2 separate regions of the Homo sapiens genome follow, and region 2 is linked to region 1. A link is an interaction called in ENCODE POLR2A ChIA-PET data of the cell type or tissue named here. Cell type or tissue: OCI-LY7. All regions are shown on one strand. Links, peaks and the distances in the headings refer to the core of each region. The heading gives the core; the rest is flanking DNA. Region 1 has its middle 64 kb from the start of MSH6. Region 2 overlaps TTC7A (tetratricopeptide repeat domain 7A).

Region 1 (5,368 bases), core at 209-5,208:
AATACTTGTGTCCAAATGTTCATAGTAACCTTATTTCTACTAGACCAAACTGGGAAACAACCCAACTGTCCTTAAACAGATGAATTGTGATAAAAATTGTGATATATCCATACTATGATGTCTAACTCAACATTAAAATGGAAAAAAAATTTGGCCAGGCCCAATGGCTTGTGCTACTTGGCCAAGAAAGTTCTATATCTTGATTGAAGTTGTGGGCAGCACGCCATCCAGGTGCCGAGGCAAGAGACCCAGGGCATGAGCTGTTCCAGTATAATAAAATATATGAAACAACAAGAGTTATACTAGATCTGAGTTATACTAGATCTAGATCTAGACGTGATTATATATGAATATCATTAATCATTAGTTTGTAGCAATTACTCTTTATTCCAATATTTTAATAATCCTTGCTCTATAATCATAACTTAGGAAAAACCAGGCCATACAGAGATAGGAGCTGAGGGGACATAGTGAGAAGTGACCAGAAGACAAGAGTGTGAGCCTTCCGTTATGCCCGGACACGGCCACCAGAGGCCTCCTTGGCCTAGCGGTAATGCCAGCATCTGGGAAGACACCCATTGCCAAGCAGACTGTGGTCTAGCAGTAGCGTCAGTGCCAAGGAAAAACACCCACTACTTAGCAGACCAGGAAAGGGAGTCTCCCTTTCCCCGGGGGAGTTTAGAGAAGACTCTACTCCTCCACCTCTTGTGGAGGGCCTGACATCAGTCAGGCCCACCCGCAGTTATCCGGAGGCCTAACCGTCTCCCTGTGATGCTGTGCTTCAGTGGTCATGCTCTTAGTCCGCTTTCATGTTCCATCCTGTACACCTGGCTCTACCTTTTAGATAGCAGTAGCAAAATTAGTGAAAGTACTAAAAGTCTCTGATATGCAGAAATAATGGTGTAAGCTGTCTCTCCCTCTCTCTCTCTCTGTCTCTCTGCCTCGGATGCCTGGCAGGGAAGGGCCCCCTGTCCAGTGGACACGTGACCCACGTGAGCTTACTTATCATTGGAGATGGCTCACACTCCTTACCCTGCCCCTTTGTCTTGTATCCAATAAATATCAGTGCAGCCTGGCATTCGGGGCCACTACCGGTCTCTGCGTCTTGGTGGTAGTGGTCCCCTGGGCCCAGCTGTCTTGTCTTTTATCTTTTTATCTTGTGTCTGTATTTTTACAATCTCTCATTTCTGCACATGGGGAGAAAAACCCACCGACCCTTTGGGTCTGGACCCTACAGAGGTGATGGTTAGATGGGAATATGCATTTGTCATAACTCATTAAGGGCCAGGCACAGTGGCTCACAGCTGTGATCCTGGCACTTTGGGAGTCTGAGGTGGGATCACTTGAGGCCAGGAGTTCCAGATCAGCCTGGGAAACAAAGTGAGACCCCTTGTCCCTAAAAAAAAATTTAAAAATTAGCTAGGCAAGGTGGTACACGCCTGTGGTCCCAACAACTCAAAAGGCTAAGGTGGGAGGATGACTTGAGCCTAGGAGTTCAAGGCTATAGTGAGCCATGATTGCACCACTGCACTCCAGCCTGAGTGACAGAGCAAGATCCTGTCTCCAAAGAGAAAAAAAACCAACTCATTGAGCTATCTAGTTTAAATATGCAGTTTATTGTTTGTAAATTATATCTGAATAAATTTTACTTTATTTATTTTTAGAGACAGGGTCTCACTCTGTCACCCAGGCTGGAGTGCAGTGGTACCATCACGGCTGCCTGCATGCAGCCTTGCCCTCCTGGGCTCAAGCCATTCTCTTACCTCAGCCTCCCAAGTTGCTGGGACCACAGGCATCCACCACCATGCCCAGCTAATTTTTAAATTATCTGTAGAGATGAGGTTGCACTATGTTGCCCAGGCTGATCTCAAACTCCTGGCCTCAAGCAATTCTCCCACCTCGGCCCCCCAAAGTACTGAGATTATAGATGTGAGCCACTGAGCCTGCCTAAATTTGACTTCATAAAAAGAATTATTTGGCAACCACTAGATGCCAGGTTTGTAAGCTGAGAAGAAAGAATGAACAAAGAGGAAATAGTTGAAGATATAGGAGAAAAGGGATAGCAGACAAGGTCCCTGAGAAAGCGAGAAGGAAGGAAACTCAGAGCCCAGACGGAGGAGTTTGCCATGGCTGATGCAGTGAACTCTGAGGCACAAGGGAAGGCAGGCAATGGGAGAGGGAGCTGACTAGAAACAGGTAGAAGGGGCTGGGCATGATGGTTCATGCCTGTAATCCCAGCACTCTGGGCAGCTGAGATGAGAAGATTGCTTGAGGCCAGGAGTTCAACACCAGCCTGAGCAACATAGTGAGACCTCATCTCTATTTAATTTAATGTATATATGACCGTCAGGCCATGCCATAGCCCCGCTGAGCCTGGCGACCTTGGATCTTCAATCTCCCCAAGAATGGAATTTCTCCAGCATTGCTCAGTAACCTGGAGGAGGAGGCAGAGAGTCCAGAGTTTGGGGAGTTGAGGTCGGGCATGGTGGCTCATGCCTGTAACCCCAGCACTTTGGGAGGCCAAGGCGGATCAGCTGAGGTCAGGAGTTTGAGACAAGCCTGGGCCAACATGGTAAAACCCCGTCTCTACTAAGAATACAAAAATTAGCTGGACATGGTGGCAGGCGCCTGTAGTCCCAGCTACTCAGGAGGCTGAGGCAGGAGAATTGCTTGAACCCAGGAGGTGGAGGTTTCAGTGAGCTGAGATCATGCCACTGCACTCCAGCCTGGGCAACAGAGCAAGACTCCATCTCAAAAAAAAAAAAAAAAAAAAAAAAAAGTTTGGGGAGTTTAAAGCAGGTGGCATGAAAGAAAAAAATGGTTAGAGTTGGAGGCATTGACAGGTAACTTGGAAGACACAGCCTTCGGAGGGCTCAGCTGGGTGGGGAAGGAAGTGAAGCCAGGAGGAGCATAGGTAAAGAAAAGGGAAAGCTTGAGGGGCAGGTGGAACAAGTAAGAGTCTGGGGGTAGGAGATGGTGGTTAGGCTGGATTTGGAACTGAAATTCTCTTTAGCTTCTGTCTGCTCCTCTTTAGCTCACAGACAAAGCATTTAAGATTTCTTTGACAACCTGCGTTTCAGTAAATTCCACATATTTGTTGAAAGCCTATTGTATAGGAATCTGAACTGTCTTGTAAAGGGAAGTTTGTGTAGGTTGTTTCTGCCTAGTAGAAGATAAATTCTCCTGCAGCTGTATTCATACAGCTCTGTATCCTCCCACTTCAGCAGCAAACGTCACACTGCATCTTTAAGTCGATAACCTAAATATATATCTCACACCCTTTAGTCCACAGTTTCACTTTTAAGAATTTATTCTTATGAGTGTGTTTGCATATGTGTGCAACGACTTCGATACAAGAGTATTCATTTGAATACCATTTGTAATAGCAGTCCTAGGAGGGCTGACATCACTGAGAGGCTGGTTTAATAAATAATGGCACTTCTGTGCAATGGCATGCCATTGCATTCATCACAACAACAGGAAAATGATTTGGGTACTGATATGAACTTATTTTAAAAATGTATTACTTAGCCTGGGCACCATAGGGAGACTATGTCTCATTCATATATATTAGAGACTCCTGTAGTCCCAACAGCTTGATAGGCTGAGGTGAGAGGATCGCTTGAGCCCAGGAGGTTGAGGTTATAGTGAGCTATGATACCCACTGCATTCTAGCTTGGGCTTCAGAGTGATAACCTGTATCAAAAAAAAAAAAAAAAAAAAAGGAAAGAAAAAAGAAATGTATTGCTTACAGTGAAAATGAAAATAGGGCACAGAACAGGGGCAATGGTGTTTTATCTTTTCTATAAAAATAAAAAACACATATACACTTAGGAACTGGTGTCACTCCTGAGGCAGGATAGGGAGGAGGGACCTTTACAATTTTATGTGATTTTACCCTTAAAATTTGAGGAGAAAGTGAGAGAGAGAGGAAGAGAGACTTCACTTGTTAGTTTCTGGAGGGACAGGGAAAAGTACGACCTACAAAATGAAGCTCTAATGGTGGAATTTCAGGACTTGAACCCCCCGGCATCCCTCAGTAGTCACTATGCTGCTGACCTCTATCCAGCACCTCCCAGAGCTGATAGAAGATATGTCGCTGGCTCTAAACGACTGGACTTAAGAGGCCAGGCCTCTGGAAAGGGGGATGCATAAAGCATCTATGTACAAACACCTCACCAATCCATCACTGAGCTACTCAGCAACCTCACCAGAACATAGCTGAGAATCAAAACTTTTGGTTTTCTTGAGACAGGGTTTCACTCTATTGCTCAGGCTGGAGTGCAGTGGTGCAAGCACGACTCACTGCAGCCTTGACCTCCCAGGGTTAAGCAATCCTCCCACCCCACCCTCCCAGTAGCTGGCACCACAAGCATGTGCCACCAGACCCAGCTAATTTTTTTTCTTTTCTCTTTTTTGAGATGAGTTCTCACCATGTTGTCCAGGCTGGTCTTGAACTCCTGGCTTCAAGTGATCCTCCTGCCTCAGCCTCCCAGATTACTGGGATTACAGGTATGAGCCACTGCACTCTGCCCAGAACTTTTTTTTCTACTGACTCTGAAGTGTTACCATAGATGATACTGAAACTCATACATTTCCTTGCTCCTCAGTCAGAGCCCATGTTCCCCTTCTGGGGATCCACTTGGCCCTCCAGAATAAGTGTGAAGATTATTTTAAACCGAAGACACTAGAGATACAGCAGATGCAGAAAGAAGCCTTTTTGGAACTTCCTTTATTTCACTAAAAGGAAGAGCCTTCTGGGAGTAAAGTTGCCATAAATCTCCTCTCCAGAGGAGCTCACTCCCAGGAAGAACACCAACCACTCATGTAGACAAACATAAACATCAGCAACAAACTCCCATCTCTTCCATTTGTTTCTCTAAAAGTCCATTTGTCTTTCCTCAAATGTCCATGTGTCTTTCCCATAGAAGCCTTTCTCTCGCTCTCTTTTCCTTATTAGGTTGAGATCAATGAGCTTCTTTATCTGAACGTTCCTGCATGCATATAAATAAAACTTGTTTTCTTTTTCTTTTTTTTTTTTTTTTTTGAGACTGAGTCTCGCTCTGTCGCCCAGGCTGGAGTGTAGTGGCGCGATCTCAGCTCACTGCAACCTTTGAACCTACCGGGTTCAAGCAATTCTCTGCCTCAGCCTCCCTAGTAGCTGGGATTATAGGCGCCCGCCACCACGCCTGGCTAATTTTTTTGTATTTTTAGTAGAGGCGGGGTTTCATCATGTTGGCCAGCCTAGTCTTGAACTCCTGACCTCGTGATTCACCTACCTCGGCCTCCCAAAGTGCTGTGATTACAGGTGTGAGCCACCGTACCCAGCCAACTTGTTTTCTTTTTCTGTTTTGTTTTTGAGAGAGGC
Region 2 (5,368 bases), core at 134-5,133, 640 kb before region 1:
ACAACTCTAAAGAACGCTGCTCATTTACACAGAAGCTCTGTTTCTTCCTGTACCCCAGGGGGTCACCATAGCACCCCCAAGGCTGCAGCCACCTCATTTTGAAGACAGCTGCCCTGAGGCTTCCCCTCAAACCCAGGGCTGTTCTTGGCCGTCTGGACTCTTCCCTCTTGCCGCGCCTCCCGGCGGCCTGGCCTCCCCCAGTGCCCACCCTCCGCGCCACGCTCAGCCAGACATTGCTGTCCCCATAAGGAAGGGCTTTGCTTGCAGCCTTTGGGTGCCCAGCTTCTCTTGCTGTGGCCTTATTTTAAGGTAACACATTTACAAGCTTGAGTGATTGAACACTTGGTATCAAACTTCTTGTCATGTACCCTAACCCCCAGCTGATGGCCTCCTTGGGCGAGAAGTACAGGCCACCTTAGGTGGCAGGGGGTGTCTGCCAGCCTGGGGGAGAGGCTTAGAAACTCATCCTGCCGGGAGGGGAATGGAGGGAATGTGGAAGGAGGGAAGGCTCTGCCTTCCTCTTCTGACGGGAACAGGGTTTCCCAAGCTGACCTTAAGTTGGTCGAATGTTGGAGAGTCACGCAGCGGTGGAGACCTGCTCAGGGCCCCAGGCACTGCCTTACCCCATTTGCCCATCTGCAGGCCCTGTGCTCACAAAGAAACCCTCACTGGAGAGTGAGGCACCTGGCTCCTGTGTCTAAACACACCATGCTGGGACCAGGGTTAGAGTCTGGGGACAGACCTCAGACTGCCTCTCACCCCCTCAGACTTCCACCCACGTGCCACTTTCCAGGACACAGCTCCCACTTGTGCACTTACATATGAATAGTGTTTCCTGCAGGCACAAATATGAATGGCATTTCAGCCGCCACCACCCAGACTCCTTTCTGGTACCAAAGTGCTCATTGTTGCACTCCTATCCCCCACCCAGCACTCAGATGTCGTCACTGTGCAAATATTTCTTGGGCTTGGGAAGCCTCTGACTAACCAAACCTCCCCATCCGCCTAGACTTTGATGATGACCCACGGGCAGGGAGCCTCATGCCTAAGTGGCCTGTGAAACTGACCCATGAGGTACTGATCCAAAGGATCCTGAGAGGTCAGGGAGTTCCTGACTCGAAAGGATCCCCCCACCACCCGTCCCCTGCCAGAAACTTCTTAGAATTTTCATCAAGCTCTTTCAGTTGCAAAGAACAGAGACACCCTGAAGGTAACTCAAAAGATAAGAGGGAGCTCACTGGAGCCCTAGGGCAGGAAATGGAGTGCCCAGGCCTGGGGCCAAAGCAGCCACACACCGTGAAGGAGACAGCAGGGTGACACTGCAGTCACCAGTCTGAGCTTGAAGGTGCAGCTCTACCACTACGAGCTGTGTGGCCTTGAGCAAGTTTCTTAATCTCTCTTCAGCCGTTTCTTCATCTGTACAATAAGAATGGTGGTATAGTGCCTGCTCTGTGGATTATGATTAAGTGATCCTAGAACAGTGCCTGGCCCATAGTAATTGCTCAATACACATCAGCAATTATCACTCAATACACGTGAGCAATTATCTTCTCTGCCTTTGCTGGCTCCACCCTCCTCTTCCCGCTACTGACTTCACGGAGAGGTGCTGCTCCCCTAGAACCATATTCAACACTGCCCTGGCCCTCCAGCCCCACTCCTGACTGACCTACCACCTACAGCACTTTGGCCACTCCCCTCCTAATGGCTAAATCTTGAACGAGAGGATCTGATTGGTCCCACTCATATTTCCATGGGTCACTAGGCAGCCCGCAGACTGATTTTCCTTGGATAGGTGCCTTCTCTTGATCCAATCAGCTATGACCAGGAGCCATGGGCCTCAGGACACATACGGCTGCTTTTGCAGCTGGAGTGCTAAGTGGGCAATGCCCTGGGCCCTTCTGGTCCCCTGCCTGTGTCAGCCCATCACGCCATGCCATGTCCTTTCTGGGCAATGGGTACAATGCAGGTCCCTCTAGAGAGGGCAGACAACAGAACACAGCCCCTTAAACACCCTCCTTTCTCCTTCGCATCATCATCACCTTAGGGTCCATCCATGGAGGGGCTCCTGTCCTGCTTCTGGTCTTGGAATGAAGATGACAATGGGAATAGTAACATGCCTCCTGCACTGTACTGCTAATACGATGCTTCACTTACCAGTGAACTCTCTTCTAATCACTCCTTTGATTGGGAACCTCTCCAATCGACAACCTTGGGAGGTGGGTTTTGTCCCCAAGAAAGGTGAAGAGATCACGGGGCCTCCACTCTCAGTGACTTGGTACAGGGCAGGGCCTGGGAGCACAGGGCCTTGCCCTTGGAAGACACTGTGTAGTGCCGCCTCACCCATTCTGGGCAGAGGCAGGAGCCTCCCCAAATCGCCGGAGCAGAAGGACCCCTCTGGGATCCATGGAAATTCGCATCACCAGGAGTCCTCTACGGGAGTGCCCAGGAGAGGAAGATACATGGGTCCAGGGGCCTCTTGGGTGCCCGGAACCCCCACTTGCCAGCCCCGCCCCACCACCAGCTTCGCCCCACTGGCTGCAGAGGAATGACAGTGCTCTGCGATGCCTACTACCCCAGCTCCTCTGCAGTGGGAGTAGAGGACCCTTAAGCAGCGGTCACACAAGAGGCTGGACATTGCCCCAAATAGGGTGTTCAGAAGATGCCCGAAAGCATGGGCAGCCATGGGAACTGCGTTGGGTCGTGGGGCCCCACGATCCTAACCACTCGCTGATGGCATCGTGGCTGGGTTCCAGAACCAGTATGTCCCCCATGGGCTGGCCCACAGCCTCAGAGATGCTGACACCCCCACATAGGGGCCCCCAACACAGGTGGGGGCTGTCATTGTTCTCTTGTTCTTGTTCCCGCTCACCCTCAGTCTCTCACTCTCTTAACTGTCTCTGGAATTTGGCAAGAAGTCCTTGTGGACTTCTTTAAAAACACGTATCATTGTTTCTTGAACCATTTGAGAACAGGTTGCATAAATGGTGCCCTGTTCCCCTTAATACTTCAGTGTGTGTTTACCAAGAACAAAGGTCATCCCTGTATCTAACCACAGCAGAGTTAACAAATAGGACATTCAACACTGCCACTGTGCTCTTATCTAATCCACCACCCCTATTTCAGGTTAGGCACTAGTTTTCCTTAGAGTGTTCTTCTCCAGCTCAGGGTCACACCCTCCATTTTACAGCCAGCTCCTTCTGCTCCTCTAATCTGGAAGAGCTCCTCCTCCTCTCCCTTTGCCTTTTGTGATGCTGACATTGCCGAAGGCTGCAGTGGCCTGGCCTCTGCAGTGTGACAGTGAGGTAGGCAGAGGGAAGCGGGGGCGGGGGGGCAGCAGGGGGGGCCAGGGGGAGCAGAGGCTAGAAAGCAGCTGAAGCCAAGGGGCTGAGAGAATGGAGAATCATTGATTGGTAGGAGCTAGAAGATAAAAGCAAAACTGAAGGGCAGGTGAATCTCTGTGCAGGCAGAGCTCTGGAAACAAAAGAAATGGCCACCTACTTGCAAGGTGCATAGAGATGATGGAAACACTGGAGCTCCATTCCGTCCTGAATGAGCTTTCCAACTCCTGCGGCCTAACTGCGGGCAAGAGTCCCATCTGCCTCCTCTCCTTATACGGTGGCCCCCATGAAGACTGGAGGGACCCTGAGTGTGAGTGTGTCTGTTCCTGGCAGCCCTGCACATCCCCAGAGAGAGGCTCACTCTGCTTCCCTGCACCATCAGACAAGCGGAAGCGGGACATGTTGCAGAACTTCACCGATTGCTTTTGTCTGTGGCACCCACACCCACTCAGAGAGCACATGTGCCAAGCTGGGAATGGGGCAGGCATGGGAGACTTCCTGAAGAGCAGCAGCTCTGACCCCTGAGGTGGGGCCCATCCCCACGTGAAGGTCAGGAGCACAGACGGTCTCCCCAAGGGTGCACACAGCTGAGCAGTCTCCTGCCACCCTGACTGTGATCTCTCATTTCAGCCTGGGCCCAGAAGGAAGAGGCCATTGCAAGCTTCCTCTCTCTTGTCTGTGCCAGGCCTGAGCCATCTCAGGAGCACACAGCTCACTCCCCAGCCCCCACGCAAGGGCCAGGGCTCAGTGGCTGTAGTGGTGGCATCCTGCCCAGCACACACACTCCCCCCCTAAGAACACCCACGCCAAGGGTACAGGGCCTGGTGCAAGCTGGGCTGAGCCCACAGAGGCCCCTCCTGTCCTGGGGGAGCTAGGAGAAGGGCTGGGTGCTCTCTCCCATGCAGAGAACTTTCTGAGCTGGGAGCCCCACCCTTCTAGGTGCTTGTCTTCTTTCCTTTCTCTTCTTTCTTCCTTCCTTCCTTCCTTCCTTCACTTGTTTCTCTCCCTTTCCTTTCCTTCCCTTTCCTTTCTTCTCTCTCCCTCTCTTTCTTTCTTTCTTCTTTTTTTTTTTTTTGGAGACAGAGTCTCGCCCTGTCTCCCAGGCTGGAGTGCAATGGCGTGATCTCAGCTCATTGCAACCTCTACCTCCTGGGTTCAAGTGATTCTCCTGCCTCTGCCTCCCGAGTAGCTGGGAGCCACCCTCCACCATGCCTGGCTAATTTTTTGTATTTTTAGTAGAGACAGGATTTCACTATTTTGGCCAGGCTAGTCTCGAACTCCCGACCTCAAGTGATCCGCCGGCCTCAGCCTCCCAAAGTGTTGGGATTACAGGCATGAGCCACTGCACCCAGCCTTTCCTCTTTTCTTTTCCAGTCCATCAGGCCTCCTGTGGCCTCAAAGAGCCATGCCTCCCATGCCCACCCCACACCCTGCAAGACGCCTTTCCAGAATGCCCACTCCTTGCTTGTGCCTTGTCCTTTAAGATCCTTCCCACGCCTTCTAGAAGTCCTCTGCCAACTGCCTCCCACCTTACGGGGCCCTTATGCTTTGGCAGAACACCCAGAGGCCAGCACAGCCCTGTGGGTTCTGCTTCTTGGGTTGGACCCCCACATTCCACATACCCGGGCTCAGCCACACGTGTGGGTGCCCCCATGAATGGAACGCCAAGCTGGGTCCCAGGAGGCGCCCCTGTGGCTGGGAGGCTTGAGGTACAAATGTGGAGTGAGGCCGCCATGTCCCCACCCACAGGCTGACCTTGGCCTTCTCTCTCTGCCCAGATGGACTTGCCCAAGCCATGCACCATCCCAGCTCTGTACCCTGGTGGTGTCTGGGAGGGGACTTTACACAGAAGCACAGCCCTCCTGAGCCTATTGTGGCTGTTCAAGGGCCTGTAATTGGTCCCAAAGTCATTATATTTTCTTAATAAAGTTCTACATATGTTTAATCCTATTCTATAAATTACTTTATAAATATGCATCTTTACATTAGGATCTTCTGGGACACACGGGCCATTGAACACAATTTTCAGA

What was found. ChIA-PET counts read pairs that join two places held together with the same protein. Peaks named below come from ENCODE experiments on the same cell type or tissue, not always from the same donor. Only the 100,000 strongest peaks of a DNase experiment are listed, where the experiment ranks them.
Region 2: POLR2A ChIA-PET joins it to region 1 with 5 read pairs; 3 of 35 experiments call an interaction of 5 or more read pairs at or near these places.

What each region holds. Positions count from the first base shown.
Region 1 is chr2:47,715,973-47,721,340 of GRCh38, forward strand. No RefSeq gene overlaps it. Among named protein-coding and RNA genes, the nearest start is that of MSH6, 64 kb to the right of the region's middle. RefSeq lists an enhancer at 2,909-2,958. In OCI-LY7, for the core only: CTCF peaks have their summits at 534 (motif pointing right) and 751; DNase peaks (open chromatin) are centred at 549, 885, 2,894, 3,289 and 2 weaker places; H3K4me3 peaks cover 3,018 bases; H3K27ac peaks cover 5,000 bases.
Region 2 is chr2:47,076,110-47,081,477 of GRCh38, forward strand. TTC7A (tetratricopeptide repeat domain 7A) reads left to right here. Exons shown (of 20, transcript NM_020458.4): 20 at 1-14. Among named protein-coding and RNA genes, the nearest start is that of STPG4, 77 kb to the right of the region's middle. RefSeq lists enhancers at 3,855-4,632, 4,633-5,368. In OCI-LY7, for the core only: no CTCF peak of the experiment used is centred there; no DNase peak of the experiment used is centred there.